2 separate regions of the Homo sapiens genome follow, and region 2 is linked to region 1. The links are chromatin contacts, found by Hi-C or POLR2A ChIA-PET in ENCODE. All regions are on one chromosome and are shown on one strand. Each heading gives the region's core, a stretch centred on a gene start or an enhancer-like site at or near the end of the contact. The rest is flanking DNA. Distances are from core to core; before and after follow the strand shown.

Region 1 (5,473 bases), core at 1,601-4,100:
CTCGTGTCCGCTTTGCTGAAAGCGCCTTCTATCTTTTGCGTGGACACAGCTCACTGAAGCCTCTGCCAGAGCACAGCTAGCCACACCATGGCACACAGCAGCACACAGCCTGGTCACACTTTCCTTAGTTGATTAATCACACTTCAGTCAGAGATGAAGATTTACCTCCTGACACTTGCACAGCCTCCCAGTTCCAGGGTGAGATCATTTGGAAAGGAACTAAAACAAATACCTTGAAACGGTTCAGTTCCCAGCTCGCTTCTTTCACAGCTTTAAATTCATATTGTGGCACCCATTTCTCATCGTGAAAGTCGCTGGAGACGGTGAGTGCTGTTACTCCAAGAACACCAGCAGAATATTTCTTGTTCACTTGTTACCTTTTACTTAGATCTTAGTGCCCTAGTCCCTTGTAATAAAAGCACTGTTGATTCAGATATTAACAACAGGACTGTGACCAAAATGCTAAATTAAAATACCTAAGACAGGTTGTTGTCCAGAAGCCAAAAGAATTTTAATCAGATTCAACCACAAGACATATACATTAAAAAAAATACCTTGCACTATTTGTTCCTTTAATTAAGCATGAAATCACTCTCTGTAACTATCATTGTGGGGAAAATCTAAGTTTATAGCATGGAGAGGAATGCAGATGAAGGATTCACTATCGGCTAAGATTGACAGGCACATGGATGCACGATACTGTGTTTTTTCTCAGTGGTCCTTTATTCTGTGCTCCAAGAGGAGCTTAATCCATTAGGGCTTCCTACATGCATGTCATGGTTCCTGCCATGAACAAATTTGCAGTTTAATCCAAGAGACAGAAACCCCTAAACTTGAAACAGTGAGGGAGATGGAGTTAATTTATTAATGCCCTTCTTTTACCAGACATTGCACATTATATTTACCAACTCTGGAGGTAAATATGTAATTACCTCCATTTCACAGATCAGAAAATTGAGATGAAGAAGGGTCATAATTTTGGTCTGAATGAGAGATAATTCCCACTTATAAATTAACACACCAGGTTTCTGATTTTTATAGCTCAGAAAAAGTTTGGATACTGGTGCCCACCACTGAGAGATGAACCCATTCTGGGTGTGTTTGGGAAGGAAGACCAAGGATTGGTTGGGTCTAAACTGAAGTATAGCATCACCAAGACACTGCCACTCCCAGGTCCTCTAAGCCTGCTCTGAGGCCTCCTGGCTTCTTACATTGCCCACATTCCTCTCAGTGTGAGTTATCTGTAACAATGACCACAAGGAATTTAGAAAAGAGAAATTTCTTACAAGAAGAGGTGCATCCAACAGCCAGATGTCCAGGGTGGATAAATGGCGCAGGCTGGATTTCCCCCAGCCCAGGCGATGTGACTTCAGACCTGAGCTACTGAACACACTCTTGCCACATCAGTGAGACAAAATTAAAATTATATTTATCTTTTTGAAAGTGAAAGCAAGTTTATCAAGAATGTAAGGAATAAAAGCTCATTTCATTTACTTTTTTTTTAAGAGACAGGGTCTCACTCTGTTACCCAGGCTGGAGTACAGTGACACCTTCTTAGCTCACGACAGCCTCGAACTTCTGTGCTTGAGCAATCCTCCTGCCTCGGCCTCCTGAGTAGCAGGGACTATAGATGGAAGCCTGGCTCATTTTTTTGTGTGTGTAGAGATGGGATCTCTCTATGTTGCCCAGGCAGGTCTTGAACTCCTGGCCTCAAGCAATCCTCCTGTCTCTGCCTCTCAAAGTGCTGGGATTATAGGCATGAGCCACTGCACCCAGCTAACATTGTATTTTAAAAGGCCTTACCTTTGGGGAAAGTTCCCTTCTCCCAGTCTGTGCTTCCAGAAGTAATAGTATAGCAGCCCCACAGTTATCCAAGATGTTACCATTAGGGAAAACTGGGTGAAGGACACACAGAATTTCACCATAGTATTTATTATTATAACTCCATGTGAATTTACACTTATCCATGTGAATTTACACTTATCAAATAAAGTTAAACAAACAGACTTACAATTTCTTTTAAAAAATTAAAACTTAAAAATGTATACTTAAAATTTGCTAAGAGGGCAGATCTTAGGTGAAGTATTCTTACCACCAAAACAAAATGATAATACTAGAAAAATGGCAGGAGAGAGCTTTGGCAGGGGGAGTGGGATATGTTTTTGGCCTTGGTGGTGATGGGTTTCTGGTATATTGAGATGTAAATTTGTACAGCTTTTGACATGTCAGTCATTCCTCGATGAAGTGGGGTTTTTTAAAGCTAAACAAATATTATAGCAGCAGCATCAACTATCACTTATTCATCTACTCAACAAGCATCCAAGTGTCCTCAACAAGGACACTTACTGCATGCCAGCCACTGTTGTCAGTACTGGGAGATAGCAGAGAATGAAACAAGCAAAACCTTTCTCTTGTGGAGCAGGATTCTAACGTTAGTTGGCTAGACCAAGGCTTCATTCCGACAGGTTGCTGAAAACTCAAGTTATTACATAAACACTAACTACAAAGTGTACTTCCTCAGTTTCCTCAGAAGATAGCTGATTAGGTTTTTCTGGGCTGCTTGACAAGACTCAGACAGTATTTGTGAATATCAAGCTTTGTCCCACGTGGTAAATAAACTTGTTTAGAAACACCTGTAAAGCTTAAACGCGTGCTTTCTTCAACGCGTTTGGAAACTCTAACCCCCTTCTCTTTTGTACTTTTGCTTGCTGTCCACTACAGAGGGTCCAAGCACGAAGCTGTGCACAGAGTCGCTCTCCACAGAGATGCTTAGGATGTGATCCATGAATCGCAAATCCCAGCTAGTGCTCACAAAGACGGACATTTCTCCCCAAGACCATTCCAGTGCCCCAGAGGTCCACAGACATCCAGGAAGATGCAGCCAGCAGACAAAGAATGGCAGCCACCCAAGTGCTGAGGGGAGCCCTCCCGGCCATTTCTGTCCCAGCTCCAAGGGTCTCTCCACGATGGCCTGCAACAGCACGTCCCTTGAGGCTTACACATACCTGCTGCTGAACACCAGCAACGCCTCAGACTCGGGGTCCACCCAGTTGCCCGCACCCCTCAGGATCTCCTTGGCCATAGTGATGCTGCTGATGACCGTGGTGGGGTTCCTGGGCAACACTGTGGTCTGCATCATCGTGTACCAGAGGCCGGCTATGCGCTCGGCCATCAACCTGCTGCTGGCCACCCTGGCCTTCTCCGACATCATGCTGTCCCTCTGCTGCATGCCCTTCACCGCCGTCACCCTCATCACCGTGCGCTGGCACTTTGGGGACCACTTCTGCCGCCTCTCAGCCACGCTCTACTGGTTTTTTGTCCTGGAGGGCGTGGCCATCCTGCTCATCATCAGCGTGGACCGCTTCCTCATCATCGTCCAGCGCCAGGACAAGCTGAACCCGCGCAGGGCCAAGGTGATCATCGCGGTCTCCTGGGTGCTGTCCTTCTGCATCGCGGGGCCCTCGCTCACGGGCTGGACGCTGGTGGAGGTGCCGGCGCGGGCCCCACAGTGCGTGCTGGGCTACACGGAGCTCCCCGCTGACCGCGCCTACGTGGTCACCTTGGTGGTGGCCGTGTTCTTCGCGCCCTTTGGCGTCATGCTGTGCGCCTACATGTGCATCCTCAACACGGTCCGCAAGAACGCCGTGCGCGTGCACAACCAGTCGGACAGCCTGGACCTGCGGCAGCTCACCAGGGCGGGCCTGCGGCGCCTGCAGCGGCAGCAACAGGTCAGCGTGGACTTGAGCTTCAAGACCAAGGCCTTCACCACCATCCTGATCCTCTTCGTGGGCTTCTCCCTCTGCTGGCTGCCCCACTCCGTCTACAGCCTCCTGTCTGTGTTTAGCCAGCGCTTTTACTGCGGTTCCTCCTTCTACGCCACCAGCACCTGCGTCCTGTGGCTCAGTTACCTCAAGTCCGTCTTCAACCCCATCGTCTACTGCTGGAGAATCAAAAAATTCCGCGAGGCCTGCATAGAGTTGCTGCCCCAGACCTTCCAAATCCTCCCCAAAGTGCCTGAGCGGATCCGAAGGAGAATCCAGCCAAGCACAGTCTACGTGTGCAATGAAAACCAGTCTGCGGTTTAGGGGGTCAGGGGGCCACAGAGAAGGGGCAGCTGAGCCCCAGTCCCAGGGTGGATCTGTCCTGCTCTGTTCCCTGGCATGTTGGTCATAGTCTGCACTTTGTGGTGGCAATTTAAGCACAAAGGTACTCATTTGTAATCAGATGAGCTGCAGCTCCCAAATTTCAAATTTTGGCACGATGAATTATTTTTGTTTCTCTTTGCAGAGAGCCAAATATGGGGCTGATGGGAACTGCAACGTCATTAAGTCAAAAATGGAGTGGGCTGGGGAGTGCAGAAGTTGGGCAGAAAGGGAGGAGGAGGGCAACAGGGAATGAAGCTGGTTGAGTGTGGGGCAGGAGGACTGGTCAGTCACAAGAGCTTCAACCTGCCCTGCGAGCCCTCTCTGCACCTGCTCAAGAGAAACCCTGAGAAACCCCAGTAGGTGTGAGCTCCTGGGTGTTCATTCATTTTGTTTGACACCAGGGTTCTTCAGCTATTGATGTTTGTGGTGTGTGGGGACTCACATGAGGTTCTTTATGTTGATCAGATGTGCATTTCTTCCCATGCCTAAGTATCTTTTCTAGAAAGAAACCAAAATCACACGGGGAAGCAGAGTGAGCCTCTGTGCTTTGAGCTCCCTGCAATGACGCATGGGAGGCCTCAGAGGCTTGAAGCCCAGAGAAGGTCCTGGGCAGCCCAGCTGAAGTGAGAAGCACATCCGGGAACTCCTGCATGTCCCCAGCGCCCCCCACCTGCTGGGCCCACCCCGTCCCTGCACCCTGAGGCCACTAGGCCTCCCTGTCTGCTGGAGAGCCCCTTGGCCCTTCCCTCTTTCCTCCACCCCTCTCCCTGCCTCCCTTCGTTTTCCTCCCATCCATATCCAGTGTGCTATAGCTCACCCGCTGAGCAAGCATCTGTAGTGACCTGCTTTCAGTGTCAGCAGTGAGCAGGCTGGGCTTAGTTTACACATTTCCTTTGGACACCCTGGAGCTCCAGAGCCCTTCAACCCACCAAATCCACTTCAGCACTGGACCCGCTGCAGGTGCCACACCAACGAGCCCAATTCTCGGGGTCCCCACTGGTCTCTGTGTTCCTCCTACCTCATTCAGATCCACTGCTGCCATCCTGTTTACCTACTGGGACCAGATCCCAGAAGTGAAGTTGCCCAAAGGGGGCTTCTCTGCTTGTGCTCTATTCGGCCACCACCAGGGGTCCCCACACTGGCATATGAGGGTCCTGAGTCCAGGGCATAGCACTGAGCCCACTGAGCTCTCTTTATTGTTCCAGATCTGAAGAGGGTGGGAAATTTAAGGAGAGATTTAGAAAATCTGATTCCAGGTCTGACTCTATCAGGAACTAGTCATTTGACCTTGATCGTTTCTCATTTCTGTGGGCCTCAGTTTCCCCATA
Region 2 (5,594 bases), core at 1,204-3,703, 260 kb before region 1:
TGCTCCAGCTCCTCACTGTTCCAGCTTCAACCACTGTCTGACTGGGTCCCACCAGGAAGTTCTTCTGCTGGTCTCACTGGGGTGTCTCCTACAAATGCACTTAGTGGATGGCTGGGCTGGAGTCATGTGAAGGCTGGACTGCAACAGAGGGACGGCTGGCTTCTCTCCATCTCCATGCAGCCTCTGTGCCTTCCACGTGGCTACCCCTGCCTTCCTCACAGCATGGAGGTATCAGGGTAATTGGGCTTTTCTCACGATAGCTGGCTTCTCCAAAGTGGAAGTTGCAAAGAACAGGACAGAAGCTGCGAAGTCCCATGCCCTAGACTTGAAAGCCTCTCTGCCAGCCCAGATTCAATGCTGAGGGCACTATTCAAGGGAGTGGCTACCAGAAGACATGGCTCAATGAAAGGGGCATCTTGGAAGACTAAGTGGCAGCTAAGCTATTATCCTGTAGATAATGAGGAGTCATTGAGGCTTTTAAGTAGGAGATGGATTTGATTTCAGTTTTGTTTCAATCATTCTGGGACTAAGTGAACTAGACTGGGAAGGGAATGACCCATTTCCTTTCTGGGCGACACCAAAGATATCTGGGGAGGCTTGGAGACCTCTCAAATGCCTAGAGGGGTTACAGAGCCCACATCTCTGTGGTCCCAAAGCAGTGAGTCTCCATCCATATAGATAGAACAGCAAGTGCTACATCAAGAGAGAAGCTTCACATGATTTAAATTCTCTCGGCCACACTCCAACATAACTCCCTAATGTCCCAGAGGAAGCAAAGAAATGGCAAACTATTCAAAACAGAGTCGGGGCCTGGCGCGGCGGCTCACGCCTGTAATCCCAGCACTCTGGGAGGCCAAGGCGGACGGATCACGAGGTCAGGAGATTGAGACCACCCTGGCTAACACGGTGAAACCCCGTCTCTACTAAAAAAATACAAAAAATTAGCCACGCGTGGTGGCGTGGTCCTGTAGTCCCAGCTACTCGGGAGGCTGAGGCAGGAGAATGGCGTGAACTGGGGAGGCGGAGCTTGCAGGGAGCCAAGATCGCGCCACTGCACTCAGCCTGGAAGACAGAGCAAGACTCTGTCTCAAAAACAACAACAACAACAACAACAACAAAAACAAAACAAAACAGGGTCGGTAGAACGTGAAAGCAGCTACATAAATTGTACACCATGTGTCTTGGCTCTATTTGTTCCATGACAGTGTGGACGTGGTAATGAGGGGAAGTGGAAGGTTGGTGGAGGTGGCACTAAACTAGAAACTAAAAGCAAGAAACAATTGTGACTCCTATCCCATGACAGGAGTCTGCACCTCATTTTCACACCAACCTGGCAGGTTTTGCTTTTGAGGAGTAGTCAGCCCAACTGGGACTTAGGGGTACTTAGGAGTACTTAGCCCAACTGGGACTTAGGGGTAGTTTGGAGTACTTAGCCCAACTGGGACTTAGGGGTACTTAGGAGTACTTAGCCCAACTGGGACTTAAGAGAGCAGACATTGGTGGGAGTGGAAAGGCTGCCCACATCATCACACACCTGTTGGATACCAAGCCCTGGCTCACTTCATTGCAAATATTATTTTGTTTAATTCTCAAAAGAGCTATCCAGGGCAGGAATTATCGTTGTGTTTTTTGAGATGAGGAAGCTGGAACATAACTCCCCCAGATCACCCGCCTTACAGGAACAGAAACGCTGGCTTCTGACCCCACAGGCATGCTATCTCCTACATGGTTTTGTTATAAGCTCCTTTTCAGCATTTTGTTGTCAGAGTGTTTGCAAATGAAGAATAAAAGGACTTTACAGCTGAGGGTAGTTCCCTGACTACCATACTGTCACCCTGGCCACAAGAAGTCTAATGACAGCTTTGAGCTACAGGCATGCAAGCTCAGAACTTAAAATTCTTTTATTTTATCAGCTCTCTTTAGGGAAAGAAATCCTTCTAATCTCCTATAAAGAATTCTCAGTGGACATCAGCTGGAAAAACTGGCAAATGCTACTTTTATGGCTTCGATTTCTCTTGTTTCTCCAAATGTCTCTATTGCATGGGCTTTTGCATAAAACAATGTTTGGCAGGACCAGAGGTTTTCAGCAGTATCAATTGCACTAGGCTATAGTGGGTCTTCATCACCGTGAAACTGGGGCATTTACAGCCCAGCAACACTAAGTCTTGTTTAATGCAGCTCAGAATTCTCAGAGAGGCTGGAAAGTCACACAGGTGTCAGTCATTCATAGTGGCTTCATGGTACCTCGTATATCATTTAGTGTCCAGCCAAGATACTGAAGCCACACCAGCTATTTTAACAGAGACCTTTTAGCATAAAGACCCGTTAACTAGAAATTGAGGAACTGAAAAGGCAAAAAGGGAACACTAAGATATCACAGAGGTAGCAGGAAGCAGCTGCCTCCCCTACGACTAGAGGTAGAGATTATTAAAGCTTAGAAGCTTGAAGAAGAGGCCCCACAGTGCTGGGATGCAGACTTCTGAGGAGGGACACCAGCTGGCTGGTGCAGGCATCTCTCACAGGGTGAGATGAAGCTGGTTCTGAGTGCTGGAAAAGCTGCAAACTAGGTCCGGCTGTTACTACTGCAATGAACTGCTGCTGTCTGCATGAAGAGATGAGGCTGGAGTGACACTGCAGGAACAGGAAGCAAACTGGAAGGAAACAGGAAGGAGCCAGGTCCCCCTTTCCACCTCCAAAGCACAACTTCCCTCTAGCACCGCCTATTGGCAGAGTTGATCAGAGAAGCCACTGGAAAGGTAAAGTGTGGTTTGCAGAGTCCCAGCCCCAGCAACACAAAACCACACAGAAGTGGGTTTGAAGTTGACAGACAATCGCCTAATAACTGGCATCTTTAGCAAGATTTTAAAAATAAATTTGACACCAAAAACAAAAAAAAAATTATAGCAGTAAAAGACACTCATGTGGGAAAATGTTTTGAATTTAACCACTTGCTTTTTATATTAAGCCATTGCTTTGGTATTGGGAGAAGGAAAAGTGTTACATTATTATTGGAAACCCTGAATTCAAGTAATGCAAATCTGTCTTCGAGTTCATTTAACAAAGTGACATTTAAATTACTAAGAAGAATGGAATAAACTCTATGTTATTTGCACTCTCCCAATACACTGGGATGAAATTGTCCTGGGATCAGCAACTGATTAAGCTGATTATATACTTCATACATGGAGGATGTGGTTTTCAACCGGCCACAATCAAAATACAATTTACTTCTGTTAGTATAATAATGTAGATGCTATAAAAGGCATCTCTCGGTAAGTGTTTTTCATGTACATTTCTGCTACTATTAGCAGGGTATTTTCACAGCCTCGCTCTATCTTCTCCTTCCTTTTAACTCCAAACTCTAACCGTAGAATTTTTCAGACTTCTCAGAATAGATACAGCAAGGGAACCCTGACACATGGTGAGGAGGAAGGGGGCCACACTGGGGGCTGCTGGGAAAATAGGCATACATATGCTGGCATGGAAAATGGCACTCAAAGATGGGTGGCTCATGAAAAGGTGTAAGGCAAAAGGTAAGCCAGGCTAACAGAGCAGTTGGAAGCAGTGCCAATAGAAAGGGATCTACCAACAAAATAAAAGGCATTGTCTGTGTGCACCTGTTCTGAAAAGAAATAATCATGAGGGCAATGGTTCCCATGAACAATGGCTTATCCAAAAGGAAGGAGCTTATTTCCTTACTCACTATTTGGATGACCAGACTGATGCCTGGTGTCTCTCCTCTAATTAGCATGCTAGCAATGAATGTACTGCATACCTCCTCAGCCAAATTCTGTAGAGGAGATGCTGCAGGAACTTATGAAGTTCCTGACTCACTTCTATTCTGACTCACTTCTAGTTGGTCATGCCTAAACATATGTGTAGCCCTAAGCCTTCTCTCCATTTCTACAGCAACACCTCCATCCATGCTGTCATGATTCTTGCCTGGACTTCTGCAGTCATCCTTCACCTGGTTGTATTAGTTAGGGTCTTCCAGAGAAACAGAATCAATAGAAGATGTATATATGTCTCTCGCTATATCCATCTGTCTATCTATCTATCTATATGTCTCTCTCTTTGTGTGTGTGCATGTGTGTGTATGTATATATATATATATATATATGGAGAGAGAGAGAGAGGAGATGTTTATCTATTTCTACATATATAGAGAGACATAGAGGATTATATATATATAAAATCAATAGGAGTATAATCAATAGGATATACATATATATAGAGAGAGATATCTCTCTCTCTCTATATATATACAGAGAGGATATATATATATAAAGTCAATAAGAGTATAATCAATAGGATATATATATATATATATATATATATATATATATAGAGAGAGAGAGAGAGAGAGAGAGAGAGAGAGATTTATTGTAAAAGTTTGGATCATGCTATTATGGGGGTTGAGAAGTCCCACGATCTGCCATTTGCAAATTAGAGAACCAGGAAAGCTGGTGGTGCAGTTCCAATTTAAGCCCAAGTCCTGAGAAGCAGGAGAGTCAGTGGTGTAAGCCCCAGTCTGAATCTGAAGGCCCCCAAACCAGGATCTCTTGTTTCTGAGGACAGAAGAAGCTGGATGTCTCACCTCAAAAAAAGAGTGATTTGGAATGTGTTTTTGTTTTGTTCAGGCTCTGAATGGGTTGGATGATGCCCATCCACATTGGTGAGAACAAATCTTTGTTGCTCCGTCTGTGGATTCAAATGCTAATCTCTTCTGGAAACACCCTCACTGGTACACCCCCAAATGATATACTACCAGCTATCTGGCTATTCCTTAGCCCAGTCAAGTGGACACATAAAATTAACCATCATGCTGGTCTTTCCAATCCTATTCCTATCCCCTTTCAATCTATTCTCCAAAAAGCAGGCAGAGTTAGTCTTTAGGAACTCAAATGGGGCCATGCCCTTTCCTTATCGAAAAGCTTTCAGAAGTTTCCATTTCACTTACAGTAAAATAAAAAATTGGTTAGCAAAAATTACAAGGCCCTCTGTGATCTCATCTCTGGGTAGCCCAATAGGTTCAGTTGGTGCCATCCTCCTTGTTCACTCTGCTCTCGCTGGTGCCTGCTGCTCTTTCTTGTTGCCTCTCTCTGAAATGTTCTCTTCCCCATGTCTTGCATATACAACTCCTGCTCATTCTTCATCCCTGGGCTCAGGAGTGAAAGAAAGAAAAGAAAGAAAAGAAAGAAAAGAAAGAAAGAAAGAAAGAAAGAAAGAAAGAAAGAAAGAAAGAAAGAAAGAAAGAAAGAAAGAAAGAAAGAAAGAAAGAAAGAAAGGAAGGAAGGAAGGAAGGAAGGAAGGAAGGAAAGAAAGAAAGAAAAGAAAGAAAAGAAAGAAAGAAAGAAAAACACACATAGCAGGTCCCTTCCTTTGCCTAATGGCCTAATGTTCCCTACCAATGAAGAACGGAGACCAAATCGTCTGAGCATGGAGCCAGTCTGAGATAGAAGTTAGAAGCTCTAAGAGCCTCTCCCATTATGGTCTTTTCTTCATCCATGACCTAAACTCCAAGGAAATCCTTCTAGAAATAACTTCTGAGCACCCACAATGATGTGTATAAATCATGACACCAGAACTTGCGG

What was found. A loop is a pair of places that touch in the nucleus more often than their neighbours do. ChIA-PET counts read pairs that join two places held with the same protein, here RNA polymerase II (POLR2A). Pooled maps may share reads with other maps.
Region 2: a loop to region 1 is called in a pooled map, with 4 times the contacts of the local background. The contact joins the enhancer-like site here to the promoter of GPR45 in region 1. A Hi-C loop is called at or near these places in 4 of 37 single-sample maps with no recorded cell type and 8 of 50 pooled maps. POLR2A ChIA-PET finds 5 or more read pairs at or near these places in 1 of 52 experiments (endothelial cell of umbilical vein).

Annotation. Positions count from the first base shown.
Region 1 is chr2:105,238,893-105,244,365 of GRCh38, forward strand. GPR45 (G protein-coupled receptor 45) reads left to right here and starts at 2,851. Exons shown (of 1, transcript NM_007227.3): 1 at 2,851-4,575. The coding sequence starts at 2,967. The coding sequence ends at 4,085.
Region 2 is chr2:104,974,324-104,979,917 of GRCh38, forward strand. All of the region lies in intron 1 of MRPS9-AS2 (MRPS9 antisense RNA 2), which reads right to left. Among named protein-coding and RNA genes, the nearest start is that of MRPS9, 61 kb to the right of the region's middle. RefSeq lists an enhancer at 2,548-2,842. Within about 2 kb of position 2,454, at least 3 of the 41 ENCODE cell types and tissues checked have a DNase peak (open chromatin) inside an H3K27ac peak, as active enhancers do.